Linked DNA regions of Homo sapiens: region 1 is linked to region 2. A link is a loop called in an ENCODE intact Hi-C map of the cell type or tissue named here. Cell type or tissue: heart right ventricle. All regions are shown on one strand. Each heading gives the region's core, and the rest is flanking DNA. Links, peaks and the distances in the headings are about the cores only.

Evidence for each region. Peaks named below come from ENCODE experiments on the same cell type or tissue, not always from the same donor. Only the 100,000 strongest peaks of a DNase experiment are listed, where the experiment ranks them.
Region 1: a loop joins it to region 2, with 7 times the contacts of the local background. A loop is called at or near these places in 3 of 110 quality-filtered maps.

Annotation. Positions count from the first base shown.
Region 1 is chr12:119,140,700-119,157,059 of GRCh38, forward strand. SRRM4 (serine/arginine repetitive matrix 4) reads left to right here. Exons shown (of 13, transcript NM_194286.4): 9 at 4,682-4,986; 10 at 10,318-10,521; 11 at 12,840-12,950; 12 at 13,544-13,684; 13 at 15,796-16,360. The coding sequence ends at 16,099. It overlaps LOC112268101 (a long non-coding RNA gene), which reads right to left and starts at 10,396. Exons shown (of 3, transcript XR_002957434.2): 1 at 10,312-10,396; 2 at 1,946-2,195. RefSeq lists enhancers at 12,940-13,472, 13,473-14,003. In heart right ventricle, for the core only: no CTCF peak of the experiment used is centred there; a DNase peak (open chromatin) is centred at 13,002; H3K27me3 peaks cover 411 bases.
Region 2 is chr12:119,197,348-119,213,707 of GRCh38, forward strand. LOC105370026 (a long non-coding RNA gene) reads left to right here and starts at 13,338. Exons shown (of 3, transcript XR_945438.3): 1 at 13,338-13,712; 2 at 16,330-16,360. In heart right ventricle, for the core only: a CTCF peak has its summit at 9,225 (motif pointing right); DNase peaks (open chromatin) are centred at 6,994 and 11,524; H3K27ac peaks cover 3,763 bases.

The DNA.
Region 1 (16,360 bases), core at 6,419-14,418, 54 kb before region 2:
ATCTGAAAGGTTTTGCAGGTCGGAAACTTCTCACCTGAAGGCTGCAGCTTATGCTGTTGAGAATCTGTGCAGAGCCTCTGGGTGCTTTCTCCCAGGGTCCTCGGTCTGAGGGGTATCAGGGGGAATGAGAGAAAGAACAGAGGGCTTTCTTTCTCTCTGCCAGGGGTCTGGACCTCAAACTTTCTTCTAAGACCTTCTGTTCAATAGCACAGTAGAGTGGCTCTAGTAAACAATAATCTATTTTATATTTCAAAGTAACTAGAAGAGAATAATTTTTTTTGGCTCAGGCTGGAGTGCAGTGGTGTGATCTTGGTTCACTGTAGCCTCCACCTCCCAGGTTCAAGAAACTCTCCCACCTCAGCCTCCCAACTAGCTAGGACTACAGGCACATGCCACCACACCCGGCTAATTTTTGTAGTTTTTGGTAGAGACAAGGTTTCGCCATGTTGGCCAGCCTGGTCTCGAACTCCTGACCTCAAGTAATCCACCCACTTCGGCCTCCCAGAGTGTTGGGATTACAGGCGTGAGCCACCATGCTCGGTCTTAGAAGAGAATAATTTGAATGCTCCCAGCATAAAGAAAAGATAAATGTTTAAGGTGATGGATATCTATCTCTATTACCCTGATCTGATCATTACACATTATGTGAATGTATCGAAATATCACATATATTCCAAAAATATGTACATCTATTATATATCAATAAAAATAAATATTTGATTCTAGAGGTTCTCTCGAGCTCACACACCCAGCCGAGCTGGTCTTGAGACCCCAAGCTTCAGCCAGGGGTCTCCAAGTTTCCTAGAACGATTCTCAGTGTGATGGAGGCTGGTTTCTTCTCAAATTCCCAAAGCTGGCAGACACCCAGCTGGATCCCACCTGGGCCTGATCACCCAGTTGTCTCTACAATAAATGAAGTCAGGCAGGCCCACAGAGGCTTTCAAAGGACCGGAGAGCAAACTTGTTCATTAGGCAAAATTTACTGAGTGCCTACTCTGTGCCAGGCATTGGTGAATGCTGGGGTGCAACATTGAACCAGTCATGGCCCTGCCCTCAGCAAGCTCCAAACCCAGTCAGAGAGACGGCCAATAAAATAAGCAACTACTGTACTGAGGAACAGGGCTGTGGCAAACAAATGACACTCATTTTTGAATGAGTGAGTGAATTCAAGATTCAGTGAATGAATGAAGTGCAGTGTATTGTGCTATCCTGGTCTGGAGGATGAGAGAAGGCTTTCTAGAAGAGGTGATAGGACACCTGGAGGATGAATAAATTTAGCCATGTGAAGTGGGGAAGAGAGGAGTATTCTAGGCAGAGGAAATGGCATGTGCAAATGGCCTGGGGTTAGAACAAGATGGGATGGCAGAACCAAGAAAACTCGAATCTGAATCAGTCAGCTTAGGCTGTGGGGGCCAGGGTGGGATGGTGTGGAAGAGATGCTATTTGTGAAGTAGGCAGGACCGGGCTGTAAAAAACACTGTCATCCATGTCAAAGAGTTTAGATCCATTCAAAGAAATGGGATTTTTAAACATGCAGGAGAGGTTGGTATTTTCAGGCACCAAATTTAACCCAATGAGAACATTTCAATAGTGCCTTTATCCCTGTTTTCTGGTGATGATGGAAAAGCATAATGCCTTGTAGATTTCTCAGTTCTGACCACACAAGTTACATGTGGATAAGTCAGAGCCAGGTGGTGATACTCTGAAAGTATCCCTGTGAGCTCAGAGTGTTGGGTTGAGAAGATGAACAAGGCTAGATCCACTTCTATATCCACTAGCCCAGAGGGGCCTCACATTCAAGAAATCCTTGCCTACGGGGATCCATGGTGCACCAGGAAAAATGAAATTCGTAGTCAAGACTAGGAACAAGTACTTGGGAGAGAAAGGCCCAGCCTGGCAGCCTCCAGGTAGCAAACCACAAGATAATGAAAATTATTGTACTCACAGGCCCCTGTCCTTGAGTTCTTCCAGCCTAGCTCCCTCCAGGATGGGCTTGTTGGATTCACTTGTAATACACTGGCTACCAACCACTCACCATCTCTGGGGCAAAGATTCCATGATCCCATCTTTGTACCAAGCCCAAGCCAGAGATCGCAGATCTCAGGGTCTAGTTGCCTGGCATGATACATTCCTGACAGAGGTGGTGGAGATACATGTGTTACCATTGAACTCCAGAGTTGAGAAAGATGTGGCATCTAAAATGCAAAACAAGAAGACAAATAAATAGGAGGACTGAATGGGAACAGGGCCTTTACATTATTGTTTTAAAAGTCTCACTCTAGAAAACTCCACCAGAGCAACCTTATTTTGAGGTCCCTTCTCCCAAAGCAAAGCTATCCAGTGTGCCATGCAGGTAAAGTGGCAGCTGTGCTGGACAGAACTTGCTAAAGCTAGACTATCACCTTGCCTGTATGCAAAGCCTCCTGGGAGAATCTACAAAGGAATTCCTGCCTCCCCAGCCCCAGGAGCTGACATCCTGACCACAGGAGTTATGCTATTCTCACAGTTCCAATGTGTCTGTGTTTCACCCTCATGACCAATTGCTGAGAAGGCAGAAATAGTTCTTAAGAAATTCCAGAAGTAGAAGTCCCCCCTCCTTTAGGGCCAAGATGCACAAGATAAAGTTTGGGGAAAGAGTAGGCTTTTTATGGTGAAAGCTGCCCTAACATTTGTGGGGTCAGAGCAAAGGTATAGAAGAAGACCCACAAATTAGATGTCTAAATGTTTATAAATAAGTCAGCAAACTTAATATGTTCTCTTATCTTGGTCAACATACCTTCAAAATGATCTGAAAGTTAGTTATGAATTTAGACCCTTGGACCATTTCAGAGTGCCAGGATATGACATGGCAGTGGCGGGAGAATCTGGCCCTGGAACCATCCCTTTCTCTCTCTGCATCTGGCACATCCAACACCATGATGGGGCTTACACACATGCATATAGACCCCTCAGCCTGAACATCCAAGTTCTGTCCAAATAGCTACCCTTGGACCTAGAAGTGTGGACACTTGAAGCATGGTCTACCTGCAGGAGAATGGATCCATGGATGAGGTCTACAGAGACCTGGAAAGTGGCATAGGAGTCATTTAAACAGAGAATTTTGGGATCTCAGGTACCCAGAGAGTGGTTAAGGCGGGCAGCAGTCTTAAGGGGGTGCCTTCTTGGTCCCCCAGATTTCTCATCCCATAGGGATGGTTATCTCTGGAGAAGGCCCAGGGCAGGGGTCCCTCCCATCCGCAGCTAAGCATGGTACTGCTGGCAGAGGCCAGCATCAAACTTAACTGTGTCATCCCAGCCACAACAGGTCTGAATATTTAAAGAAACCCCTCGCCATCCTGCTTCTAAACGCGTGCCCGCCTTCCCAAGTGCTGGCTTTCCATCGCCTCCTTTACTCCTTCATTGGTCCTAGATCAGCCCTAGACAGGGTTCTCGGGGCCCCTCTTTATTCCCAGTCACCCCAAAGCCCAATTTCCAAGCCCCTTCCAAAGCCCTCTGTTGCAAGCGCATCCTCCCTCCCTCGTGCCCCCTCAATATTCACACCTAGGTAGTAGATGCAATACTCTAGCTGCCACTGGCATGTTCCACAAGGGTTTCCTGCTCCAACTTGGGCCCTAAGGGATTGATTAGGTTGGCTAGGTTAGGTCCCCTTTATGACAAAACCAAAACAGAATTGATGCCCCCACCCGTCAAGGGCACTTAAAAAACCAAAACTCAAAGTTCAGGGCCAAGTTTGAGGATGTGCAGAAAGGTGTGTGTTTTTTCTTGTCAATTGCGACTCTAATGATGGACTCACGTTGCCCGCTCTTCCCTTTCTCTTACACCTTACCTACCTACTAAAGGAGGAGTTCTTGCTTGGTAAGTGGATATAATCCGCAAAGACATGAGAGAATTTATTAGAAGCCACTCAAGAGCCTTAGCTACCTTCTACAAGGGGAAAAGGACACACACAAATATCTATAGTGACCCTTTTTTTCGTTTATTTTTGGTCAGACTGTTTAACTTCCATTTTTTTTGTCCCCTCCTTTCTTTTCCCCTTTAGTTGAAAACTGCTAAAATGTCAGTTTGCGACCTTGACTTTATATTTAAAAAAACAAAAAACAAACTCTCATCTTTATTTCATTTCTTTTCCCCATGTGATATTTGTTTAGGTTTCTATTCAGGCAACTTTTTCTTTTCAAAAAAAATTGTTAAATTAATTGAGGATTTGGTTGAAGTTTAAAATTTTGGCTTTATCTGCTTTTATTTTTAATTTCCAAGATATATTTTTTCAGGCCCATAGTTCCATTTCTTTTTCCCCTTTCCCTTCCTTTATTTTTTATTATTGTTTTAGGTTAAGGGTGTTTACACCCCCTTTCTATTGAGTTGACTCTTTTGTTTAATTCATTAGAAATTAAATTTTGTATAATTTCCTTTTTCTTTTGTTTAATCTGAATCGCATGCTTTTTCTCTGCATGATACCTAAATCTTCCAGTTATCCTAGCAGGGGGTAAAAAAAAAATCTCCTTTCTGTGGTATTCCTTCAGGAATTTGTGCTTTTGTTTTTTGGCGTCTCTTCTTTCTTCTCCTCTCTCTCTCTTTCCTTTCGTTACAGTGCATCATGACGGTAAACATTTCTTGGTTATTTAGAAACAGCCCATGGGCCCAGCGCTCAGCAGTGTCCAACGGGTCTTTTTGCTTTCAGATCACTGGGTCGGGGTCTGCTGCTGACCTCTTTACCAAAACAGCCAGCCCGCTCACCACCTCGCGAGGACGTTCCCAGGAGTACGACTCAGGAAATGACACGTCCTCGCCACCCTCCACGCAAACCAGCTCAGCCAGGTCTCGGGGCCAGGAGAAGGGGAGCCCCAGTGGGGGCTTGAGCAAGAGCCGGGAGCTCAACAGTGGCAACACCTCTGATTCAGGGAACTCCTTCACCACCTCCTCACCCCAGAACAAGGGGGCCATGTTGGAGAATCTCTCCCCCACCAGCAGGGGCAGAGAGTCAAGGTCAGTGCACCACACAGGGTCGGGGGTAGACGGTCTCCCACCTTAGCTCCACCTTCTCATGCTCTCATCCCAGCCTCCCCCACTCCACCCCCAAGATTATTTTATTTGTAAGAGAGATGAAACTCAACTCAGACTGGCTTGTTTTAAAACACTAGTGGCACTAGCTTCAGGTACAGCTGGATTCAGGGGTTCAAAAATATGTTGCTGGAAATCCGTCTTTCTCATTACATCTCTTATTCTGCTTCCTCATCCTACTGGCCTTATTCTCAAGCAGATCCTCCCAAAGCATTGTCAAATATGCCAAGCAGCTAACATTCTATTGGTTTAGCCAGCCAACAGGAAAACAATGCTTCTTTCTCAAAGATTTCAGCCAAACACCAAGGCAGGTGCTTATTGGTTCTGTTTGGCCCAGCTTAGGTCATCTGCCCATCACTGTCCCAGGGGATGCTATGCTGTTGGCCAGAATGTGTCAGATGCCATCACTAGGGCTAATGAGTCGAACCTTCCCACACTCCTCTACAGGAAAAGCCAGGTTATTGGTATCAGGAGAGATGGAGGCTAGGCAGGCAAAAAAACAGATGACAATTTTACCAGTAATCTTAGAAGGAAGTCGAACATTGACCAGGCGTGGTGGCTCACACCTGTAATCCCAGCACTTTGGGAGGCCGAGGCGGGTGGATCACCTGAGGTCAGGAGTTCGAGACCGGCGTGACCAACATGGAGAAACCCTGTCTCTACTAGAAATACAAAATTAGCCGGGTGTGGTGGTACATGCCTGTAATCCCAGCTACTCGGGAGGCTGAGGCAGGAAAATTGCTTGAACCCTGGAGGCGGAGGTGGCAGTGAGCTGAGATTGTACCATTGCACTCCAGCCTGGGCAACAAGAGTGAAACTCCATCTCAAAAGAAAAAAAAAATGAAAGAAAGTCTAACATTAAATTAATTGTAAGTCATTTAAGAACATATCACAGGCCAGGTGCGGTGGCTCACGCCTGTAATCCCAGCACTTTGGGAGGCCGAGGCGGGTGGATCACGAGGTCAGGAGATCGAGACCATCCTGGCTAACACAGTGAAACCCCGTCTCTACTAAAAATACAAAAATTTAGCCAGGCATAGTGGCGGGCGCCTGTAGTCCCAGCTACTTGGGAGGCTGAGGCAGGAGAATGGCATAAACCTGGGAGGTGGAGCTTGCAGTGAGCCGAGATTGCGCCAGTGCACTCCAGCCTGGGTGACAGAGCCAGACTCCATCTCAAAAAAAAAAAAGAACATATCACAGTATTTACCCAAATGAATTGAAAACTTATCTCTACATAAAAACCTGCACTTGGATGTTACAACAGCTTTATTTGTAATTGCTAAAACTTGGAAGCAACCAGAATATCCTTCAGTACGTGAATGAATACATAAATTATGATACGTCCAGACAATGGAATGCTATTCAGTGCTCGGAAGGTATGAGGTACCACGCTATGAAAAGACATGGAGGAAATGTAAATGCATATTACTAAGTGAAAGAAGCCAATGTGAAAAGGTCACACACTGCATGGCTCCAACTGTATGACATTCTGGAAAAGGCAAAACTATGGAGAAAGTACAAAGATAAGTGGTTGCCAGAGGGTGAGGGGACAGAGGGATGAATAGGCAGAGCACAGAGGATTTTTAGGGCAATGGAACTACTCTGTGTGACACTACAATGGTGGATAACTGTCATTATACATTTGTCCAAATCCATAGAATGTATAACACCAAGAGGGTACTCTGATGTAAACTATAGACTCTGGGTGATAATGATGTGTCAATGGAGGTTCATCGATTGTAGCAAATGGACCACGTTGGTGGAGGATGCTGATAGTGGGGAATAAGGCTGTGCGTGTGTAGCAGCAAGAAGTATATGGGAGCTCCCTGTGCTTTCCATTCAATCATGCTATGAAACTAAAACTGCTCTAAAAAATAAAGTTTATTAATTATAGATACAGATATACCATAGTATAATTTATCAACATATCAGAGAACATTGAGATTTCTCCATTTTTTTACCCATCTTAACACACTCACTAGATGCAGTTTTCCTGCAGAAAACTCTTCCACACAGATGCATATGAGCCAGTTGTAATTCTACTTCGTCATCCGCTTAACTCTCTCACTCAAGAAATCACAACAAAATGCTAATCACTGAGGTTACTGTCATCATAATAGCTACTAAAATTTACTGATCACTTAGTCTGTACCATTCATTCTGTTGTTTATTCCTCAACTTGTTTATCAGGCAAGTCCTCTCTGCCAGACACTCAGCCTGGTGCTGGGGATTTAAAAATGGAACAGTCCTTTTTCTCAGGAGCTTATAATTAATGAGGCAGATGCACAGTTGCGGGATGGGTGGAAAAGCTTTGCTGGTGCCCTCTGTCATGCTAACAGTGAGGTTTTTCTACTTCTGAGGGTGGGAGTTTGCCTTTGTTCCATATAGCCAAAATTTTCAAAAGATGACTAACGCCTTAGCACTGAAGCAGCTAACAGCTTCTTCAAAGACAGAGCACTCTTTGTCCCTAACACATACCCCATTTCAGTCCTGGACAAACAGCTTGACATCCACATGCAGAACTGCCTTCCCATTTGCCTGCCCCAGGTCATCCCTGGCCTCAGCTCACACCCAAGCTTGACTGAGAACCTGAGCTGGGCCAGAGCCAATGTCAGTGTCTCCAAGAACAGGCAGTGAAGTTCCCAGAAGGGAGGAGGAGGACACATGTTTACTGATATACAGCAGTGCTATTATGCAGGAAAAATTGAAATAGCAATAACAACAACAATAATAACGGCAGTTCATATTCGTTGAGCCCAAATCACATGCTAGGTACACTGCCAAATGCTTTCCAGAAATAATCTTCCCGAGCTCCTCAAAACCTTTATAGGACAGTACTATTTGTAACCCTTTTTTACCTGATGGGGAAACTGAGGCTCAGAGTGGTTGAGAAACTCAGTTAATAAGTGGCAGCACCAGAATTCAAATACAAATATGTCCCCCAAACAGGAACTAAAGCCTGAGAGACATCTAGCAGTTACCTGTTTAATTTGATCTCCATGGACAGCCAAATTAAGTAATTTAGACCCAGCCTTTCACTTTGAAATATAAATGATGGTTGAGTCCATGACTGTTTATGTCATGCCACTTATGAGCAGAGAGGGCTCAATAAATATGGGCTGAGTGGAAGAGACATCAGCTCTAAATCAAAGGAACCATAGACACTGAAGGTAGGGAGCTGGTGAGGTGGGAGGGGTGGGGACTCTGGAGCTGCACAGATCAAGGTTTGGGGCTCTGGGTGGTTTTGAGGAAATAACAAACCCTTCTGAGACTTCTCTGTAAATCTGGGGGTAATAATAGCATTGGCAGCTGGGCGCAGTGGCTCATGCCTGTAATCCCAGCACTTTGGGAGGCCAAGGCAGGTGGATCACGAGGTCAAGAGATCAAAGCCATCCTGGCCAACATGGTGAAACCCCATTTCTACTAAAAATGCAAAAACTAGCTGAGTGTGGTGGTGCGCACCTGCAGTCCCAGCCACTCGGGAGGCTGAGGCAGGAGAATCGCTTGAACCTGGGAGGCGGAGGTTGCAGTCAGCCAAGATCACGTCACTGCACTCCAGCCTGGCGACAGAGCGAGACTGTCTCAAAAAATAAATAAATAATGATGTCGGCTTCAGAAGGTTGTTGGGAATGAAATGATGCTTGTGAAATTCTCAGAACATTGAAAAGGTCCCCAGGGAGCTGTCTCCAGGGAGCTCAATATCTGGGACAGAAGAGACAGCCTACAAGTATAAGACTAAGTAAGCCATATAGGGATAGGCAAAACATAGAACTAAGGTCTGTGGTAACACACTGGAGGTCGCCCAACCCAGACAGGGGACGGGGGTGTCAAGGAAGGTTTTCCAGAAAGGGTGAGGTCAAGCTAAAGCCAGAATCATAAGTAGGAGTTGCCAGATGAAGAGGGAATGGAGAGGGTTTGCAGACAGCCAGAATGTTCTGAGGCCTGGAGACAAGGAAGAGAATAGGGATATTTCAGGAGGAATAAGTAGTCTATGACAGCTGGAGTCAGGAGAGGAAAGAGTCAAGACCTGAGATTGGAGGGGTGAGCAGGTGCCAGGCCATCGTGAGCCTTGAAAACCATATTAATGTGATTTGAACTTGATTCTTGGCCCAATCCAAATAAATATGCCTTCACTGAGCACCTAACAGAGGTCAGCCTGGCCCTAGGCAGGGTGGGAGTACAGAAGACAGCACTCTAGCCTTCTGATAATCCTGAAGCCTCTGTCTTTTGGGAGGTCTCAATTCCTCCAACTGCAAAATGGGTTACATCAAAATTTCCCAAAACTAAACCAACAACAGGTCATCTTGATTTTTACCATATCCATGTACTACTGATATTCCTGTTTACTTTAATAAACTCATTTTTAATATATAAGTAAAAGGAAAATTACAGTACTATCTGAAATAGAAAATTAGAATCAAATGTCCTTGGCCGGGCACAGGGGCTCACATCTGTAATCCCAGCACTTTGGGAGGCCAAGGCGGGTGGATCATTTGAGGTCAGGAGTTTGAGACCAGTCTGGCCAACATAGTGAAACCCCATCTCTACTAAAAATACAAAAATTGGCTGGGTGTGGTGGCATGCACCTGTAATCTCAGCTACTCGGGAGGCTGAGGCAGGAGAATTGCTTGACCCCTGAAGGCAGAGGTTGCAGTCAGCCACTGCACTACAGCCTGGGTAACAGAGTGAGACTCTGTCTCAAAAAAAGAATCACATGTCCTAAATAAAAGGTACCTATAAAAACACATATGATTAAAACAATGGATTTAATCCTACTAGTTGCAGTTGCCTAACCAAGGCTGAGTCTGAGGTGTGCTCCTCTCTCTTAGAGAGATTACAAAGTGTTAGAGAGGTGTTACAAACCAACTAGCACCCAATGGGGGCTTCCTCATTAATGTAATCAGAAGGACAGAAAAAGACTAGACAGGGAATAAATTTCTCACCATGTAATCTGATGTTACTTACCATCATGCCCATGCCTGATGACATTCTAAAATACTCCACTGTGGCCCCAGCGGTATGTGTTTCACACTTGAGGAAATGCTAACCTGAATTGTCTACTTTTAAGGTATCTTCTGTCTCTACTCCTCTAACATATGTGGCCTGGGAAGTCTTTCCAGAGAGAATAGGATGGGAAAAGGGGCAAAGAGGGTTCTATGAGAGCACCACAGCCTAGGCCAAGGTAGGGAGGTATTCAAACAAGATGCTCCCAGAGTAGTGGGCAGTCGGTGCTCATGGACATTTTCCCACCTGCAGGGGATTTCAGTCACCGTGTCTGGAATGTGCCGAAGTGAAGAAGTCCAGTTTGGTCCCATCCACAGCCCGGAGCTCACCCATGAAAGGGTGTTCCCGCAGCTCCTCCTATGCCAGCACCCGATCCTCCAGTCACTCGTCCCGATCCCCAAATCCCAGGGCTTCCCCCAGGTACACCCAAAGCCGATCCACCTCTTCTGAAAAAAGGTGAGTGTGGTTTTGACCTTTGCTCTGCAGCACCTTTCTCCTTAGGAAATTAGTTAATTGCAGATGTCCTTTGACCCATGGGGGAGAGAAGTCAGACGGACTTAGGTTTGAATACTCGTTTTGCCCATTTCGAGCTGGTGGCCTTGGGAAAGTCAGTTAATTTCTCTGAACCTGAGTTTTCCCATCTGCAATATGAAGAAATAGCAATTCTTACCAGAAAAGATTGTTCTGAGGGCTATAAGGCACTTAGAACAGTACACAGAACATAATGAATATCAGTTATTATTGCTGCTATTGGCATGAGAATGAGCTAATGTGTATCAATTAACTTCTGCATAGAAAATTATCCCCAAACTTAGCATCTTTAAAACAAGTGCTACTTAGTTCCTGATCCTGTGGATCAGCAATTGGGCTGGGCTCAGCTGGGTGGTTCTTCTGATCTCATTGGGCTCACTCATACGCCTTTGATTGACTGGTGGGTTGGCTGGGGGCTGGAGAGTTTGAAAGACCCCAGCTGACTCATCACTCTACTCCATGAGGTCTCTCCTCCTCCAGCAGGCCTGTCTTGGTTTGTTCACATGGTGATGGCAGAATTCCAAGAGAGAGCACAGTATTGTGCAAGGCTTCTAGGCTTGGAAGTAATTAGCATCCCTTCTGCTATTCTATTAGCCATAGCAAGTCACAAGACCAGTACAGATTCAAGGGTATTCCTCTCAGTGAAAGGAGCTGCAAAGTCACATTGCAGGGGATGTGGACACTGGGAGAAGAAAAATTATGGCCATTTTTGCATTCTGCTACCCAGTTTCAATAGCTATTGGTAATCGCTTGATTGCCTCATGTAGAATAATAATGTAGCAGAATGAGACATGAAATCTCAGAAATCGGAAGATTCTATCCAAACGAATCAACCCATAAATTCAGGGAGTCCAGCTTTCCTCTGCAAAAAGAAATTCCCAATAGGAGCTTGATTGTTCCTCTTTTGCAACTATACAATCAAAAAACAGTTGCTTATTTAGCTGGTCATCTCAAGACTGGTCCATTCCAAAAAATGAGACAAGGCAACTGATGAAAATATTCAACATGATAGAGTGACATAAATAGAAGAGCAAATCAGGCTAAAAGAAAAATTAAGGAAAGAAATATAAAATTAAGTCAGGAGACAGTCCCAAAAGTACGTCCTACCATTCTGTAAAGTTGCTATGGAGGTAAGCTGCAAATATGACGTCTGAGCTCCCTGACAGACAAAGCAAAGAGGAAAATTACTCCCTCATTTACTACATTATTAACAAAAAAAAGATAAGAATTGAACCAGTTGCTCAGAAGAGCAGCTATTTCAGGTTTTTAATTCTATGAAAAATGACTCAGATGGCTCCACAGAAAAGGGACTCTATATGGTGCAGTGAATGGAAATTCTGATAATATCCTTTCAAAGTATCCAAAAACAGGTTTCATCTTGACTCTTTCTTATATCTCTCAATGCATAGCCAAAGCATAAGTTGGCAAAAGCACATTTTTCCAGTGACCATAGCTGGACACTGCTGAGGGCACTGAGAAGGGAAGAGCTATTCCTGCCCCTGTTTTCTAAAAGTGGGAGGCATTAACAGAAAGCAAAGAAGACTAGGAGGAGCATAAGGATTAGTCATGTAGATGCACAACAATATAGTCTACAAAAATCAAGAGCACTTTGAAACCAAACAGACGTGAATTAAATTTGGCTTAGAGGCAAACAGTCCTGGGTTCACATCTCTTACCAGCTGTGTTTAGCGAAGTGCATCATCTCTCTGTGCCTCTGTTTCCCCATCTATAAAATGAAATTGATAATAGTACCTAACCCTAAGATGTGTTGAGGATTAAATAATACACACAAAGCACTGGTTCAATGTCTGGCACATAATAAAATATGTCATAGTCATAGCTAACATTTCCTATGTCCTGTCTAATTGATACTTAGCATAGGTGCCAATATGCTATGTGATTTACCCGAATTCACTCATTCAATTTACAATTGTCTAGGGTAAGGACTATTATTACCTGCATTTTATAGACAAGAAAACGGCCCAGGGAAACGAAATCATCTGCCAAGGTCACACAGCTAGTAAGTGGCCAGGATAGTAGGCACAAAATAGAAGTTGTTGGTATTATTATTAACCACCGGTGGGGAGGGGCTTTCATTCTTTGATCGGGGCCCAGTTCCTCTGCCTGGCTTCCAGAAAGAAAAAGGTCACTGCCCAGGGACCCGCTGAATAAAGCTCAAGCCGTCTTGGATAACCCAGGCGGACACTCAGCAGGCTCCTCAGAGGCTGTTACCTCTCCCCCAGGTCCTACTCCCGCTCTCCCAGCTATTCCTCCAAGTCTGGCAAGAGGAGCCCGCCCAGCAGAAGCTCTAGGTCCCGCCGCAGCCCTAGCTACTCCCGCTACAGCCCCAGCAGGTACCGGCCCCGCCCCTCAAACTAGGCCCGTCCTAGGCCCCACCCCTTTGCTCTGATCCTCCTCTCTGGCCCCGCCTCCCCGTTCTCGGGCCTTCTTCCTCTTAGGTCTGACCCTGACTCAGCATTCTTACAGTTCCCTTTGTCCAATCAGGAGTGGCAGCGAGGCATCAAATACCCTTGTTTCCTAATGTCTCCAGCCCAAACAGTCCCGCAGACATACCCCAGAATTCACATCCCCAGCCCTCAGCCTCTACAGACCGTCCCCATATTCAGAGCCCCCAGTTCTTACCCACGCACCAGGGCCTGCGTAACATTCACGTCCTCACCCCTGCAGCACCTGCCCTGCTATGATGCCCACCTGCAAATGCTGACACCCCTGCACAAGCCCAGCCCCCACCCCTACGGTACTAACAACCCTCGCAGACTCTTACCGCAGCCCCGTCATCCTCCCTCCGGTCTCCCTTGCGGCAACGTGCAGACCCCATCCCGTGACCCAGTGGGGTGGGAAAGAAAGGGAGTGTCCCTCTCCCACGCGCTCACGCAGAAAATCCAGCCCAGCCCCAGCTCCCCAGTAACCCCCCGCGCCCCTTCAGGGAGCGGGATCCCAAATACAGTGAGAAGGACTCGCAGCAGCGGGAGCGCGAGCGAGCGCGTCGGAGACGTCGGTCCTACTCGCCTATGAGAAAGCGCCGGAGAGACTCCCCGAGCCACCTGGAGGCCCGGAGGATAACCAGGTGAGGCCAGGGGGCAAGGGGGACCCACCTTCATCCTCGTTCCCACTCCCATTCTTACTCATTCGAGCCTCAGGCTCTCCCTAGGCCTCCTTGGGGCTGGGATTTAGGATTGTGCGAGCTTATGGTCCCCCCAACCCCAACATCATTGAAATTACGTGTCTGTTCAAAGCCTTGGGACTGAGTCTCCCAGCTCAACCAGCAGGGCCTGCAAGAAGGGGGCGGGGCCAGCCTGAAGAATCGGGTGTGGCATGGGGGAGTGGCCAAAGCCTGAGGGTGGAGCTGGGGCCGGGGAGGTGGAGCTGGGGCCGGGGAGGCGGAGCTGGGGGAGAGAGTGGCGTCAGGCCAGGGAATGGAGGCCAAAGCAATGGAGCAGGACCTTGGCCTGGTGGTGGATCCCGAGCAGCGGAGACAGACCTCTACCCTCAGACCTGTACACTCAGCTGTCAGGCTTAAATAAACCTATATGTAATTATACCTTGAACCAAGTGTGGAAAGGACAAACAGGATTGCTTAGTTCCCAAAGGGACCTAGAGGGAGCCACGGTGGATAAGCCGGAGAGCACTGGATGTGGATTGGAATCCTGAATGTACCACTTTGCAGGTGACCTAGGAAAGGCTCTTACCTTCCTGAGCCTCAGTTTTCTCACCCATGAGATATTGGAAGAAATAACTCCCAGAAGCATGAGGATGAAATGAAAAGGGGCAAAAAGATGTGAACGTGCTTTGTAAACTTGAATGCAGAGTACACAATGTGCCATTGTTGATTGAATGGTCAGAATAGGTGGATACCGTTCCTGGAACAGGTAAGGCCTCAGAAGAGAAAAGCTCTAGCAGAGAAGTCTGAGTGCAAGCAAATTTCTCAGGCCTTGAAAGCTGGGAGAATGATTGAATGCTGCCCTAAGATTGGGTTGGGCTCTTCCTGCTGGCCTTCCAGGCATCTGCCACTCAGTCCAGACACTGGACTGAGGAATCAGGGATTCTCCCTGGAGATGACCTGGAGGAGGAAAAAGAATGTGTTTCCCAGATAGCAAGGCTGGGGTGATGGGTCCCCTTCTCCAATATCCCACAGGGCACCCTGCCTCAGCTTGTAAAGAATTCCTAAACCCTTGGGAGGCCAAGGCAGGCGGATTGCTGGATCTCAGGAGTTTGAGACCTGCCTAGGCAATATGACAAGACCCTGTCTCTACCAAAAATACAAAACACTAGCCAGGCATGGTGGTGTGCACCTGTGGTCCCATCTACTTGGGAGGCTGAGGTGGGAGGATCATTTGAGCCTGGAGTGGGGTGGAGGTTGCAGTGAGCCGAGATCGCACCACTGCATTCCAACCTGGGTGACAGAGCGAGACCCTGTCTGAAAAAATGTAATTAATATAATATAATACAATATAATTCCTAGCATAATTTCTAAACCCACTCCCTTGATCCAGTGTCACACAGCTATTAAGTGGCCAGGATAATAAGCACAAAATAGAAGTTGTTGGTATTATTATTATCTTTGGGGTCAACCTAGAGGAAAGCTAAGATAGAGAGTGGCATTTCCAAATGGCTGTCTAGTTTCTTTAGTCAATCTCAAATAATTCATCTTGATTAACCCATTCAGTGTTTCCCAATCTTTAGTCATTCACCAGTATCTTGACCACATATGACTTGTCTGTTTATCAACTGTACTATTCTTAATTTTCTTTAAATAGATATGACTCTTTTCAAAGGTTCATACATTTATTTCTAAAGGAAACGATACAGTACAGTAAATGGAAAATTAGCCTCTTTTGCCATAAATAGATGGTTCTAGTAAAAGTAAAAATAGGAAAACAAAACTATGATTAAAGTTTAGATGTAGATTCTGTTGCAAGCTGAAGGCTCTGAGCTCCAGGCTTGCTTCATGGGGGAAAGAAAAAAGTGAGATAATCATTTTTCAAGACATACTAGCACTAAGCTGAGACTTTTACTTTGATGTGTTCTCAGCACTGCAAGAGAAGTGGAAAGGGAGTATTTTTTCCTAAGGGACTGGGGAAAGGGAGGATATTGGTTTCCCTTGGGACAAGACTGGGGCTCGCTGCGGGGAGGCACGGAGGGGCCGGCCCTCATCCCTCCTCTCTCTGGTCTCTGCAGTGCCCGGAAACGCCCCATCCCCTACTATCGGCCCAGCCCCTCCTCATCCGGCAGCCTCAGCAGCACCTCCTCCTGGTACAGCAGCAGCAGTAGCCGCTCGGCCAGCCGCAGCTACTCCCGGAGCCGGAGTCGGAGCCGGAGCCGGAGACGGAGCCGGACCCGCACGAGCAGCAGCTCTAGCTCCCGCAGCCCTAGTCCGGGCTCCCGCAGCCGGAGCCGGAGCAGGAGCCGGAGCCGGAGCCGGAGCAGGAGCCAGAGCCGGAGCTACAGCTCAGCAGACAGCTACTCCAGCACGAGGCGCTAAGTGCCCCTGAGCCAGCTGCCCGTGGGGGCCCCTTCGCGCTGCCAGCCTCCCCCAACCACCTGCCCTCCCCGCCTTCTTGGTGACAAATAGTGAGGGCTCCTATACCTTGTCCTTCCTGCTTGCCTAGGGGAAGAGGAGAAGAGGGTAAGGGGGCTTCACTCTCTAGATCAGCCTGCTAGGAGCCTCTACCAGCATCATCCTGGGGCCCAGCTCAGGCCTGGGCATATGGAAAGAACCATCATCTTGTGGCACAAAAAAAGA
Region 2 (16,360 bases), core at 3,601-11,600:
GGCGTGAGCCACAGTGCCCTGCTACTTATTCCAGAGTCATTCTTAGTGGACCAGCCTGATCATATGATCATCCCTGAGCCAAGTGTAGGTCAAGAAATCAGTGCTTTGATTGGCCAGGCCTGGGTCACACGCTCCATCCCTGCAGTCAATCCCATTTAATCCCACAACATTCTAGGAAGTAGATGCTGTTATTTTTGCAATGAAAACACTTGAGGCCAAGAGAGAAGTGGCCTGGGTAAGTCACGTGATGACAGCAAAACTTGAACTTATATGTTTTATTTTGGAAGGTCAATAAGGAGCTACTGGGCTGCTTCTCAAGGACACCTCCAAAACCCCCAAAAGACAGCAAAATAAGTGACTGAACACCCACTCTGCTGGGTCCTGTACTAGGAGCCAAGGGCATAGCAAACCATGAGTTGCAATCCCAGCCTGCAAAGCGCTGTCAGTTCAGTAGCAGAGACAGGCAAATAAAGAGTGGCCCTCACTGAATCTTTGATTTGTGCAGACACCATGCTGGGTGCTTTATGTATATTTAATACATTTAATTGCACTACAATCATACGAGGTAGGTCCAATTTTCTTTTCTTTTCTCTCTCTCTTTTTTTTTTTTTTTTTTGAGAGGGAGTCTCACTCTGTCACCCAGGCTGGAGGGCAGCGGCACAATCTTAGCTCACTGCACCCTCCACCTCCCAGGTTCAAGTGATTCTCGTGCCTCAGCCTCCCCAGTAGCTGGCATTACAGGTGCCTGCCACCACGCCTAGCTAATTTTTGTATTTTTAGTAGAGACAACATTTTCACCATTTGGCCAGGCTGGTCTCTAACTCCTGACCCCAAGTGATCCACCCGCCTTGGCCTCCCAAAGTGCTGGGATTACAGGGGTGAGCCACTGCACCCAGCCGAGGTAGGTCCAGCATTTATCTCCATTTTTCAGATAAGCAGAAGTGCCCTGCCCCAAATCATATACCTGGTAAGCAACTGGCCCAGGCAGCCTGACTTCAGGACCTTCACTCTTCACTATTACTCTATTCTGACTTTCTCCTAACAAAGCAAAAGATGTGTGCCTTAAGTGAGTCCATCCAAATTATGGGAAGAGAAAAGAGGTGTTTCAGATTGGGGCTTTGCGGAGCGCAGGGGGATCAGGGGTGTCTTCTTAGAGAAGGGTTCACTTGTGGCAGGCTTGAGGATCAGGCACAGATATAGGACTTGAGCAAGCAGGGTTTGGGGCAGGGAGGTGCCTCACAGGCAGAAGAAAACACATGAGCCAAGGCAAAAGGCATGTTCCTTTTAAAATCCTTTCATGGTTCCCCATTGTTTACAGGATTGAGTGCAGACTTCTTTGCAAGACTTATTAGGCTGCTGGATCAGTCCCTGGGTGACCTTTTTCCACTACAGCTCAAACCCCTACTCTCTCCCTCCTGCCCCACCTAACTTCCCTCTGTTCCTCTAACCAGACAGGTGCTTTCTTGCTACCAGGACTTTGAATACACTACTCTCTCTCTTCCAAGGATTACTGTCCCACCCTCTTCATTGGCTAATTCTTTGGGGTCTCTGCTGGGTCTCCTACCAGGCAGGCCAGAGCCCCCTCTCACTTACCCTTATCCCAACACAACACATCATATTGTAACAGCCTAGGTATTTTTGTAGCAGATAAATAATAATAACAATAACAAAAATCAAAACTGATCCTAGCTACTCTGTTTTCAAGGAAGGGAGGAGGAATCATTTCAAGCCTAGGGGAAAATCCTTACCCATCTGATATTTGCTCAACAAACATTTACTGGACACCTACCATGTGCAAGGCACTGGGCTGGGTGTTAGATACTGTTTCTTCCCACTTTTAAGAGCCTGGTGAGAGGAGGAAAGTAAGATTGTTATTTCCAAGTTCTCTAGTTCTAGGCCACTGAATGGTGAGACCCCAAGCAGGTAGAGTAGAAGCCCATCCATGAGAGGGTTCCGGAGCCAAGGGCATGGAGAACCACACAGATCCTCCCAAGCAAGTGAGCAAGGGCTCTAAAGCAAGGGGGCCTGGCAACGTGTTGGATGGCTGGACTGTAGTGATGTAACTGCCCAATGGGTTCACCTTGCCTGCTGCCTAGATACAGCTGATTTATCAAGACAGGTGAATTGCGGTAGTGAAAGAGTAGTTCACGCAGAGCCGGCTGTGCAGGAGAACTCAAATCAGTCTCTCTGAGCATTCGAGAATCAGAGTTTTTAAAGATAGTTTGGTGGGTAGGGACTTGGGATTTGGGGAGTACTGATTGGTCAGGTTGGAAATGGAATCACAGGGTGCCAAAGTGAGGTTTTCTTTCCTTCCTTCTTTCCTTCCTTCCTTCCTTCCTTCCTTCCTCCCTTCCTTCCTTCCTTCCTTCCTTTCCTCCTTCCCTCCCTCCCTCCGTCCCTTCCTTTCTTCCTTCCTTCCTTCTTTCCTTTCTTTCTTTCTTTCTTTTTTTTAGAAGGACCCTCTCTCTGTCACCCAGGCTGGAGTGCAGGCACACTGCAACTTCCGCCCCCCAGGTTCAAGTGATTCTCCTGCCTCAGCCTCCTGAGTAGCTGGGATTACAGGCACCTGCCACTGTGCCCAGCTAATTTTTGTATTTTTAGTAGAGGCAGGGTTTCACCATGGTGGCCAGGCTGGTCTTTAACTCCTGACCTCGTGATCCACCCACCCTGGCCTCCCAAAGTGCTGGGATTACAGGCGTGAGCCACCGCACCCAGCCGAGGTTTTCTTAATGTCTTCCGTTCCTGGGTGGGATGGCAGAACTGGTTGGGCCAGATTACCGTCTGGGTGGCGTCAGCTGGTCCATCCAGGGCGAGGTCTGCAAAATATCTCAAGCACTGATCTTAGGTTTTACAATAGTGATGTTACCCCCAGGAGCAATTTGGGGAGGTTCAGACTCTTGGAACCAGAGGCTGCATGACCCTAAACTGTAATTTCTAATCTTGTAGCTAATTTGTTAGTCCTACAAAGGCAGACTGGTCCCCAAGCAAGAAGGGGGTCTTTTCAGGAAAGGGCTCTTGTCAAATTTGTGTCAGAGTCAAACCATGAACTGAATTCCTTCCCAAAGTTAGTTCGGCCTACACCCAGGAATGAACAAGGGCAGCTTTAGGGTTAGAAGCAAGATAGAGTCGGTTAGGTCTGATTTCTTTCACTGTCACAATTTCCTCAGTTATAATTTTGCAAAGGCAGTTTCAGTGAGAGGTGATCAGTGAGGAAGGCCAGGTGGTGGGGGGAATCAGAAACTAAAATATGGTGCACAGTATTTAATTTTAAATTCTTTGCATTGTGGTATAAAACTCATATGCCAGTACCACTTTTAGGGAAGTCTTACACACCCTTAGGTGCTTAGTATGAGCGGTCTTGGTGGGTGAGGATGGATCAAGGTCAAGGATAGTCCAGAGCAAGGTAAATGGAGAGAATTCTTCATGGGCAGGAACTTGGAGACGGAACCACAAGAATGGTCTCCTGAGAGGCTCTTGGAGAGGGTACTTCATAGGAGTATGAGTCATTTTTATTTAAATATCTCAAAAGAGTATGATTTTTCCCAGACACCCAGATAGTTCCCCTGGTAGACTACAGACAGAGAACACGCGTTGGTGCTTCTTTCCAGTATCCCTATCTCATAACACAGTGCCTGGTGCAGAGGAAGCATTTCATACTTGCCAGATGGATACATGAATGGATTGATTGAACAAATAAAATCCAAACTCCATTCTACTGCCTTCAAAGTCCCACATGATCTGGCCCCTGTCCGGTCTCCAACTTCATCTCTTGGCCACCTTTCTGCTCCTCAGACACCATGGTCCTTCTCACCCCAGGGCCTTTGCATTCTCCTTTCCTTAGGTTGTGAACACTCGGCCCCCAGCTCTTTGACTGCCTTATTCCTATCCTAATTTCCTCAGATCTCCCCTCCCCAACCCTACCCCTGCTTGCTCAAGTCTCACAATGTTGTGAGAGGCCTCATAATCACCACCTCCAATCACCGACTATTACATAGATCACATTGCTGTATTTCCATCAAAGCACTTCTGAGAATTGTGCTTGCTTGGTTGGAAACACACGTGCCTATTAAAACGTAAGCTACCCTCAACACACATCACTTGCATAGATACACCCTGGAATGGAAACTCCAAAAGAGTAGGCATTTTATTTGTCTGTCTTGTCCGCTACTGTCTTTTATGCTAAATGTAATGCTTGGCACATCAGAAACAATAAATATTTATTAAATGGATGGATGAACAAATAAATGGTGAGTGTGGGTCACCCTGGGAAATTAGGCTAAAGGCATGATTTCAAAACCCAGAAACCTGGCTCATTTCCATTCTGAGAGGTTCGAGCTCAAAGACACAAGACTTGGCATCAAAATAGATGACTTGACCCTTCCCTGGAGATCTCCAATCAAATGACAGAGAAGTATTATTCCTGAGCTCTCACTTTGATGATACTGGGAGAGGAGATGCCCAGAACCTTCTTGCAGCCCCCTGCCTTGACCCAGCTCTGACAGAGCTTTATCCGCAGCACACCTCCACCCCCTCCCAACTGCCTTCTAGCCAGCTGGCTGCCAATGGTGATGTATAGAGATGACTTGATTTGACCTTGAAGGGAAGAAACAAATTAATGTGTCTCAAAATAAATTCCGGCAATCGGTGGCTGGCTTCTCCTCCAACCCCTCCCTTCAGTGCTTCACGGGTAGTGCATCATAATGTGAAAATCAATACTGTCTCTTAAATGAGCCAACACCTGGAGCTGGCAGAATGTGGGGCTGCCTGGAGGTCCCCTCCCAACAAATGTCCTGGGCCTAGGAGTTGTTAGAAGCAGTGGGAGTCTCAAGGCCTGCTGTGGGCCCAGCTCTCAGGTTGCTGAAGGCTGGCTGAGCAAACCCACCTGTCCCATAGCTGGAAGGCCTCCCAGGTATAAGCAGATGTGGGTTACCTGGTGGCTCCCTCGGGAAGGAGGAAGGCAGCCATGTGGAAGGGCATTGCCATTGCCGTTCTCTAAGGATGACTTGGATATGGGGGGCGGGGCAACAGAGGCTCCAAGTCTCACTACCCAACTCAGCAATTCGCTGTGTATTTACTGAGCACTTGTGCTTGGCACTAAATTCAAGTGGTATGCCCAGGTACAGTATGCCAGTGTTCAAATAATGAAATACCTCATTACCGCTTGGTGAATAGCACTGCCTGAGCCTCTCAGGACCCCCAGGGTCCTGGCCTGTATCAAGCATGTTTTCTTATTCTAATGCTTTGGCATTTGGATTCTGGCTAACCCTGGAGGGACTACCTGTCCCAGGGCCAGCCAATTTCTGGAGATAGAAAAGGACTCTCTGGGAGAGGAGCACATTTTTCATATGCAAACCAAACCCTCCAGAACCCAGACCCCCAACCATCTCCTTTATTGTGCTTTTCAGCCCTTGGCTCACTCTCCACCTGCCCTAATCACCCAGGGCCAGGAACCAGAGAAGCAGAGACAGCTCCTATGTCCCAGAGCCTGCTGCAATTATTCAAACGAGCCAATTCAAAACCTGCATGCCCTGCTTCACCCTTTCCTTCCCGCAGAAGCCATAATAAAGGCTCTTGCTCACATTTTCTTCTTACTCCCTCTGCCTCCTGAGGGACCCTGGAGTTTCCCTTTGTGGCTCCCCGTGGCGTGGGGTGCCCCCACTTCTTAGAATCTTTGAGTATAACAAGCTATGTTTTCAATGGCAATCTTCCCCTTTTCTGTTGTCCACATCTAAATAATGATAGTACCTACAATTTTGTTTTTTCCTTTTTTTTTTTTTTTTTTTGAGACAATCTCACTCTGTTGCCCAGGCTGGAGTGCAGTGGTATGATCTTGGCTCACTGCAACCTCCGCCTCCCAGGTTCAAGCAATTCTCCTGCCTCAGCCTCCTGAGTAACAGGGACTACAGATGCCCACCAACACACCCGGCAAATTTTTGTATTTTTAGTAGAGACAGGGTTTCGTCATATTGGTCAGGCTGGTCTCGAACTCCTGACCTCAGGTGATCCACCCACCTTGACCTTCCAAAGTGCTGGGATTACAGGCATGAGCCACCACACCTGGCTACAATTTCAAATATAGCCACCGCCCCCATCACCTCCAACTCCCTCTAAGAATCAACAGCTGAAGTGTTAATATCTCTTCAGCAGGAGGCCTTTGGACGAGTGGCTGTTCTGAAAGATCAGTGCCGTGTCCTACCAGCTAAAGATTTTGAATATCACACAAACACACACACACACACACACACACACACACACTGGCCTACTATATGGCAGCTATAGCACTGGGCCTTGGGGAACACACACATGGGCCTCTGCCTGCACCCAGCCTGGATGTGGTAGTTACTGGGGGCTTCTAGGAAGAAATGGAAGAAATGATGTCCAGTCGAAACCTGAAGGGGGAGTAATAATAATAATGTTATTGAATGTTATTAGCTGCAAAGCACTGTCTATGCTCTTCACACTCATGTAATCTGTAGTCAACCCTGGAAGGCAGTTGATCCAGAAATGTGCCCAAGATCCCACAGCCTGGAAGAGATGAGCCAGTTTTAAACTACAGCAGGCTTATTCCAGACCAATGTGTTAGCTAGGCCAGGGAGCGGGGAGGGTGAAAAGAAGGGTTAAGAGTTTCTGGCAGAGGGAATGATAATGCTTGGATTTAGTAGGTGTGTGTTGTTTAAAACAAATGAAACCCTTAATTCTCACTCAGAGCTTCAGTTTCTTTATCCATAAAATGGGAATAATTAATAATCACGTTTAATATCCCCCAAAGAATTGCTGGGATGATTGCAAGTTTGTAAAAAAAAACAGGGCTATTGCTTAGTTATTATCACCATCCCAGCAGCTGAGAGAAGCAGAGAGAGCAGAGGAATGACAAGGACCAGCTGTCTTGGAAACGTTGCCTAGTGACCTGATATGGGACAATTTCATTTTTCCTGTGCCTGCATGACACACCAGCTTGTTCTGGATCTGACAGTGACAGCTTACAAAATCCACAGCAGACACGATGACAGAGCTTACTACCAATAGGCAGGCATGTATGCACACACACACACACACACAGGCCCATACACACCTCAGATCTAAGCCAGCACAGACACAGTTGTTGGAGAACAAAGAATGTCTTTGCAGAAGGGACAGAAATGGAGACTTTCTGGCTGTGTCCAAGATTTCATGCTAGATCAGCAGTTCCTAGAGTGGATGCTATCAGCAGAAAAGGAGATGGGAAGAGTTCTGCAGTCAAATAAGTTTGGGAGGTGCTAGGTTAGACAAAGTTAAATACTCCTCTTTAGTCTGGTGATGTGCATTGTGAACCTCCAAGAGGAAGATATAGCTGGTAGCTGTCATTGCATAAGAGATTACCCTAAAATTTAGTGACTTGAAACAGTAAACAGTTATGATTGCAGTTTCTGAGGTTCAGGAATTCAGCTGAGGCTCAGCTGGATGAGCTTGGTTTAAATGAATCTGCAGTCAAGATGTTAGCAGGGACTGCAGCCATCTGAAGGCTAGACCAGGGCTGGAAGGTCTGCCTTTAAGTTCACTCTTGTGGCTGTTGGCTGGAGGCCTCAGTTCCTTACCACGTGGGGCTCTCCATGGGGATGCGTTAGAATCCTCATGATATGGCAGCTGACCTCTCTTAGAGCAAGTGAGCCAACAGAGAATGAGGCAGAAGCCCAACGTGTCTTTTGTGATCTATCCTCGAAAGTGGCTAGCATTACGCCTGCTATATGCTTTTGGACAGCACCACTATAAAGAAACCCTAGAGTGAATGTGAATTTGTTCCAACCTAAGGCAAGAGAGCTGGGCTTTAATGCTTCTGCACCCAACACCCATTGTCTAGTATCTCCCTGGGGTGGAAGTGCGGCTGTGAACTCCCAGTCAGGACATAAACATCACGTCCTTTGACCCTGTGCCTAAAATGGCTCTAGTAGCCCCAGGGAAGTCCTCCACAGAAGAGTCACAGGTGCAAACTCATGGAAACAAAAGCACCCTGAGGCCAGGGGAGGCATATACAGAAACAGTAAAAGGGAGCTGGGGGATGCGGACTGCCCTGTCTGCTGCTTTTATATGCATGAATAAGTGGAAGTCAGAAGTGGTTCAATTGCAGGGCATCAGTTGGACAAACGGCTGAAACAGTATGCAACCACTAAATATCATGCTCCTGAAGATGATTTATTGTCACAGAAATAACATGGGAAGAGCCAGCCTCAAATAATCAGTATGTATGATATTCCATTTAAAATAAATAAATTTAACTTTGCGTTTCTATTTTGTTTTAAAATACCACTATTTCTTGGCCGAGCACGGTGGCTGATGCCTGTAATTCCAGCACTTTGGGAGGCCGAGGCGGGCAAATCACTTAAGGTCAGGAGTTCAAGACCAGCCTGGCACACATGGTGAAACCTCATCTCTACTAAAAACACAAAAATTAGCCAGGCGCGGTGGCTCACGCCTGTAATCCCAGCACTTTGGGAGGTCGAGGCAGGTGGATCACGAGGTCAGGAGTTTAAGACCAGCCTGGCCAAGATGGTGAAACCCTGTCTCTGCTAAAAATACAAAAATTAATGGGGCGCAGTGGTGGGTGCCTATAATCCCAGCTACTCGGGAGGCTGAGGCAGGAGAATCCCTTGAATCTGGGTGGCAGAGGTTGTACTTAGCCGAGATCATGACACTGCATTCCGGCCTGGGTGACAGAGTGAGACTCTGTGTCAAAATAATAATAATAATAATAATAATAATAATAATAATAATAGTAATTAGCCAGGCGTGGTGGCAGTCGCCTGTAATCCCAGCTACTCGGGAGGCTGAGGCAGGAGAATCACTTGAACTCAGGAGACAGAGGTTGCAGTGAGCCGAGATCATGCCACTGCACTCCAGCCTAGACGACAAAATGAGACTCCATTTCTAAAAAAATTTTAAAACTTAAAATAAATACAATTTTGCTTTCTATTTTGTTTTAAAATCCACTATTTCTGTAAAGAAGTTGAGTGTTCACATTACTCTTTCCTTTGTGCTTGTTATGGACTGTGTGTTTTGTATCCCACCAAAAATCACATGTTGAAATCCTAACTCCCAATGTGATCGTTTTAGGAGTTGGGTCTTTGGGAGGTGATTAGGCCATAAGAATGCAGCCCTCATGAATGGGATTAGCGCCTTTATAAAGGGGGCCCCAGAGAGCACTCTCATCCTCTTTCTCCCATGTGAGGGCACAACAAGAAGCTGGCAGTGTGCAACCTGAAGAGGGCCCTCACCACCACCCGACCATGCTGGCAGCCTGGCCGTGGGCTTCCAGCCTCCAGAACAGTGAGGAATAAATTTCTACTGTTTATAAACCACCCAGTCTGTGGTGCTTTATTATAACAGCCCGAACTAGGAGCAGTGCTTTTCTGTGTTTTTCAAATATTCTTCATAGAGAATGGATTGCATTTCAAACAAGAAAAGTAAACCCAGCTGTTAGGTCTGAGAGATTCTCATAAGGAAATCTTTGATTTAATATATCACCTGATGCAAATTTTATTTCCTGTCCTAGAACATGGCATTGGTGTAGCCGTGTGAGGTTATCCATACACACTCCAGAGCAAGACGGCCCTGGTTTGAATTCTGTGCTATCATTTATTAGCTGGGTGACCCTGAGCAGATTTCTTAACTTCTTTGTGCCTCAGGCTCCTTGGCATAGGAGTGATGATGGAGTACCTTGTAGAGTTGCGGAAAGGAATAAATGAATTAAGATATGTAAAATACTTAGAGCAATTGCTGGCAAATAAAAAGCACTTTGGCAGCACAGACCTACCTTCCCCCACCCCTCCCTCATCTCTAATTAGTCTAAATGGCTAAGGCCTTTTTTTCCTCTCTTTTCCCTCTCATTAAAGCTACCCTGTTCCACCTTCTGTTGCATTCCTTGGGGATCCTGCCAGGTATAAGTGGGTAGTGATGAATTAATCAGGTTGGCCAATCACATTCTTCTATGTTCAGGTCTTACTTCCTCCAGGGAATGCCCTCTAACCCAGTTTTGAAGGCTCCAGAGAGCCCTGTACAGGCCTGGGGTGGAGTGGGGGTGGGTAGACACCTGTGGCTTCTGCCTGGCAGCATTTATGTGTCTTTACTCTGGTCATAGTCCCTCAATACCTCTTTGGGACATCTTTCTTACCACTTTGTGCAGATTCACTGGGAACGTCCATCAAAGGACGTCAACCTTCCTTCACTAGGGGTGGGCACATGGCCCAAGCTAAGCCAAGCAGAGCCTCTCTCCTGGGAATTTGAACCTCATGCAGAGAGACTTGAGGATGGGAAATAGTTGAAGCTGATTCATTCCAGAGACAGTGTCCTGAGATGTCCATTTTCCTTGCTCCAGATCCCCAGAGTGGCCCCATTCTGTCCTTCCTGACATCTAAATAGTGTTCAACATTTCTTTTCGATTAAATGAACTATCCCACATCCCTTTCTCCCCAAATTACGTAAAGTCTGTTTCTTTCACTTAAAAACAAAGAATACCAGCTGCTAAGCTATAGTAAGTACACTAGGAGAGAGGGAATGAGAGAGAGAGAGAGAGATGTCAGGCTGGGCAGCATAGCATCTCCCATGCTACCTGTAAGGTGACACCTGAGTTCTAAACCAGCCAAACTACTAACTCCTTCTGTGACCCTGGCCAAGTCCTTTCACCTCTCCCCCTCTTCCCCCAACCCCCATTCTCCTTTGCAGAGTTCTTTTCCTAGAAGAGTCCCATAAATGCAGTTGTGCTGGAGTCCCCTCCTAAGGCCCCTGTGCATTTTCCTGGGAGTATCCCACACATTCCACAGCCTTCTCTAAGCTAACACACCCAAGTCCCTTCCAGATCAGCTCTCTGAGGCTTCAGGTGGCTCCTAGACATCACCACTCACAGGATTCTCAAACTGCACATCTCCAAAGGAGAATCCACTATCTCTCCCTGCAAACTGCTCCCTTCCCTTCCTTCCCCCAAGTTAGTACTCAGCACAAACACCTTCCCTGCAGAAACCCCAGAGCTCTTCTAGACTTCTCTCCTTGTCAGCTGTCACCAAGCTGCTGTCCATACTCTCTGATCTGTATCTGCCAATACTGTCCTCTGCCATATGAGTTCTGTTGTCCAGCAATTGTCACTTTACAAAATCCAGTCATCCATTTATTACTTAACCCTTACAACAAGTCGAGGAGGTGGATGGATGGTATCATCTCAATTTAAGGAAACGGAGGATCAGAAAAGGAAAGCCATCTGCTTAGGGTCACACAGGAATTAGAAAGTAGAGCTGGGGTTTGAACCTAGAGATGACTGAGCCTAAAACCCATGCTGGTCCCTCCAGGACCTCCTCTGTCCATGGTGCCCGAATGCAGGAGGAGCAAGATCTAAGCCCGTCTCTCTCTGGCAGGTTACTAAGGTCCACAGTGCAAACAGCAACAGTGTTGTTCATGAGCTCATCTGCTCCATCTTGCTCCACCCAGCCCTAATCCGGGCTCATGACCTGGGAATTCATCTCCCAGGCAACCAGAGTGATGCAACAAACAGAGGAGCTGCCCAGGCAGGATTGGTGCAAGCCCAGGACCGTGGCTGACGTTCAAGGGCTCCAGCCCAGAATGCCCCCTCTGTGGAATTAGCACCATGTGCCCCTGATGAGCCAGAGGAATCCAAAACCCAGTCCTGGCAAGGACAACAGAGGCTGGAAACATGGGGAGGCTCGTGACCTGCAGTCATCACAAAACACTCATTGTGCATCCTGGGGTACAGGGGAGGGTTCAAGAGACCCACGTTTTGTGTCTTGCCCCAAGAATTACTAACTCTGCATACAATTCATCAGGAAATCCTTCGCTGCCAAATGTATCCAGTGTCCAAACACTTCTCACCACCTCCCCTGCCTCCACCTTGATCCAAGCCTATGTTACAGCAAAGGTTGTTTCCACACTTGTCCCTACAGTCAATTTTTTTTTTCTGAGACAGAGTCTCGCTCTGTCACCCAGGCTGAAGGGCAGTGGTGCGGTCTCAACTCACTGCAGCCTCTGCCTCGCAGGCTCAAGCGATTCTCATGTCTCAACCTCCTGAGTAGCAGGGACTACAGACATGTGCCACTGCACCCAGATAATTTTTTTGTATTTTTAGTAGAGATGGGGTTTTGCCATGTTGGTCAAGCTGGTCTTGAACTCCCGGCCTCAAGTGATCTGCCCTCCTCGGCTTCCCACAGTGCTGGGATTACAGGCATGAGCCACCATGCCTGGTCAATTTTTTTTAAAATTTTTATTGTAGTAAAATATGTAACATGCAATATACCATTTAAATAATTTTCACAAACGAACAACTCCGTGGCATTAAGTACATTCAAAATGCTGTGCAACCACCACCACTATGTTCCAAACTTTTCATCGTCCAAAAAAAAAATCTCTGTAAGCATTAAGCAACAACTTCCTCATTTCTCTCTGCACCCAGCCCCTGGGAACTTCTAATCTACTTTCTGTCTCTAAATTTGCCTGCTCTAGACATTTCATATCAGTAAAATCATACCATATTTGTTCTTTTGTGTCAGGCTTCTTTCACTTAGCTTAATGTTTTCAAGGTTCTTCCATGTTATAGCATATATTGAAACATCATTTCTTTTTATGACTGAGTAATATTCCACATTGTATGGATATGACATTGTATGGATATGACATGCTGTGCATACACGTATCTGTTGATGTATACCCTGCAGTCAGTTTGAACACTAAAGCTGGATTGACCTCGGTAAAATATTACTCAGTTCAAATATGACTCAGATCAAAGCCTCTTAAGGCTCCTCTATTCAGCAAAATCCATAGTCCTTATCATGACTACAAAGCCCTAAAGGATTCTCCCTACACACATACACACAGACATGCCTACACATACACAGGCACACACACACATGCACGCACGCACACATGCACACAAACTTGCATGTACACCCTGTTCCCTTTGTGCCCCTTCAGCCTCATCACTTTCCCCTCTCCCCATCCCCACTCCACTCCTTGCTGCTCCATGAATGCCCCTGGCACACCACCACCCCAGGGCCTTTGAACATCCTGCATGTGCTCTTCCTCAAGACATCTGCATGGCTGAGCCCCTCATTTCCATCAAATATTTGCTCAAATATAATCTCAGTGAGGCTCAGCCTGAACACCCCATTTGAAACTGTAGCTGTTCCCCTTTGTTTATCATTCCCGATCTCCCTTATCAGATCTGTTTTTTTTTCCACACCACTTGCCACTTTCTGACATATTCTGTAATTTATCTATTCATGACTTCCATTGTTTATTATCTCCCTCCACTTCTAGAATGTAAGTTCTACAAGGGCAGGGATTTTTCACCTGTTCCATTCATCAATGTGTCTGAAGCACTGAAGACAATGGCTAATATCCAGGAGGCACTCGGTAGAAATATTTGTTGAGTTAATAAATATAAGTTGGGACGAGTTGCTGCACTTCTCTGGGCCCCTGTATCTGTGAATTAGGGATTACAATCTGTCCCTGGAGCAGTGGGTGTTAGGGTGGGAATCATGTTAGATAACGATTGTTACCACCCTTCATACATCATAAGGTATTATGCAAGTAAGAGAGGGTGGCGGAAAACTGATCTTCACTGAGTACTCTTGATGTCAGATACTTTCCATAATGTATCTCATTTCATTATTGCCATTTTACAGATGAGGAGACTGAGGCTCAGAAAGGTGAATTAACTTGTCCTGACATCACAGTGTGTAAGTGTGGGGGAGTCTGAGCTTCAACACAGCTTCCGGGCTTTTTCTTTGTTTTCTTTTCTTTCTTTTTTTTTTTTTTTGAGATGCAGTCTCGCTCTGTCACCCAGGCTGGAGTCCAGTCGCAAGATCTCAGCTCACTGCAAGCTCCGCCTCCCGGGTTCACGCCATTCTCCTGCCTCAGCCTCCTGAGTAGCTGGGACTACAGGTGCCCGCCACCACGCCCGGCTAATTTTTTGTATTTTTAGTAAGTAGAGAAGGGTTTTCACCGGGTTAGCCAGGATGATCTCGATCTCCTGACCTCGTGACCCGTCTGCCTCGGCCTCCCAAAGTGCTGGGATTACAGGCGTGAGCCACCGTGCCTGGCCTAGGGCTTTTTCTGTAAGTTGAGTCCAGCTCTGTTATTTCATAAGCCTGAGAGCAAACTCCTTCTTCACCAGGGAACAGTGCTGGACCCAGGAGAATAATAAGAATGAAGCTATGAACAATAACCACCTTTTATTAAGAGCTTCGTACATATGTCAGGCTCACTTTTCTAGGTGCCAGGTGCTTTCCATATCTCCCCTCACAAGAAAGCAGGGAATAGGTATTATTATTATTCCCTCGTAACAGGTGATGGAGAACCTGAGGCTCAGAGAGGTCAGGCCACTGACTTGAGGCTACACAGCTAATAAATAGCAGAGACAGCATCTGAGCCCATAGCAATCTGACTCCGATGGCATCTTAAAAAGGGATGATCATAGGAATATGGTTTCTCTAATGCTATGTATGGCCCCCACCTCCATGACCACACCCAAGGACCTCCCCACCCAAAGCAGACCCCAGATGGTGCTTCTGTAGGCGGGAAGGTAAACACAACACCAACCCTCACGCCTGTGCCCTCAGTGCTAGCAGCAGGATGCAAAAGGAGAAGGCATGGGTGGGAGCTGAGATGGGGATCCCACGGGCCTGCGTTGTCAACCAAGATAAATGAATGAACCACTCAGCAAACCAGGGCACTTCCACCCCAGAGCAGAACTGTCACTGGTAAATAAATCATCGAAGCTCTACACTGGACGTGCCAATTTCAGCAGGAGATCATGAGTGCATTTATCTGCTTGGCGACACGCTGGATGTCTTCAGGCTGTGAGGGGCTATGAAAATACTCCTCAGCATGCACTCCGCCCGAGGCTGGTTCCGCGGCATGGGTGGCGGGAGTGGGAAGAGCATCTCCTTCCAGAACTGTGTTCATCTTAAACTTCCCACAGTCCCCCTGATTCAGGGGACTGATGCTTTCTATGCCTTTTAAAATAATAATAACCATCATCGTCATCATAAGTAGCGTGTATTGAGTGCTTACTATGTGCCAGGCATTGTGATTTTAAAAAATATACATTATCTCCCTAACTGGCTAAAATGTTGAGTCTCTGCTGCATAGGAAAATGACTCCTTTGAGGTTGTCTATTCTTTACAATGATTCCCAAACACTGAGTGATATCTAAGAGAGGTGGTCCAGCTCCAGGTCAGAGCTTAACTTCCAAGAACTTCCCTAAGTTCCCACTATCACCAGCAGCAGTAACCACCACCACTCCAAGCCTCCTCTCTCTGATTAGACTCCCAAAAGGAGACAACAGAGGATAGTGAAAGGAGACCAGTGGGAGGTGGGAGAGAAGGAACTGGAACTGAAAAGCCCAGCTCTTGGGGAGATAAAGAAAGTTGAAGCTCAGAAACTTAGGAACCAAGTTCTTGCCATTCGGAGGAACCTGGTCACAATGTTCCACCAAGTTCTGCTGTGCCCTGCCCAAAAATTATTGTCTTGGGAAGTAAAGCTATCAAAAATCTATTATCTTTGGGAGGGGTTGGCAGAACACCCCTGGTATCTATGGAGACATGTGTTAGATAAATGGAGTGAAGGAGGAGAAGAAGGAGATGCTGTCTAGGCCTTAGCATACTTCTTTCATTCAATTCTTAAAATGACCCATTTGACAAAGGAGGGCACTTGGCCGATAGAGGGGTGTTATTTTGAAGTCCCAAAATGTTTTCCATCAGAAGTTTCCAACTTATTCCAAGCCCTCCCACATCCTGTGGAAAGACCCCTGGCCCTATAGCCAATGGCCCAGTCAGCCACAAAACACTTCTCCACCTCTCACCTCTTTGAAAACAAGAAATAAATAACCAACCATCAGAAATCTGCAGTTGTAAAAACCAAGTTGTGAAATTGTCTTTATTTATATCATCACAATACATTGAAAGGATCAGCTTACAAAATAGCAGGTACAATAGGATACCATTTAAAAATTGCATAAGAATTAAAGTGCTGGAAAGAAATATACCCAATACTAACAATGATTTTTTTTTTGGAGTAAGGGAGAGCAGATGTATTGGTGATTTTTATTTTATTAGTTTAGCTTATCTATAATTTTCTAATTTATCAGCAAGGTACATGTGGGGTGTGTCTTAATTGAATAATAAACAACAAAATAAAAGGTTGTTTTTTTTCTCAAAAGAAAGAATGAAATAAATACCTTGGAACCTGTATAAAGCTGCTGCAGGGAAACGGTGCGAACATCTACACCAGTGGCCAGCCTTGTTCTTCCACAGTTCTTCGTGCTTATTTTTATTTATTTATTTTATGTTTCAGGGAACATAATACAACTGGATCTAAGCTTAAG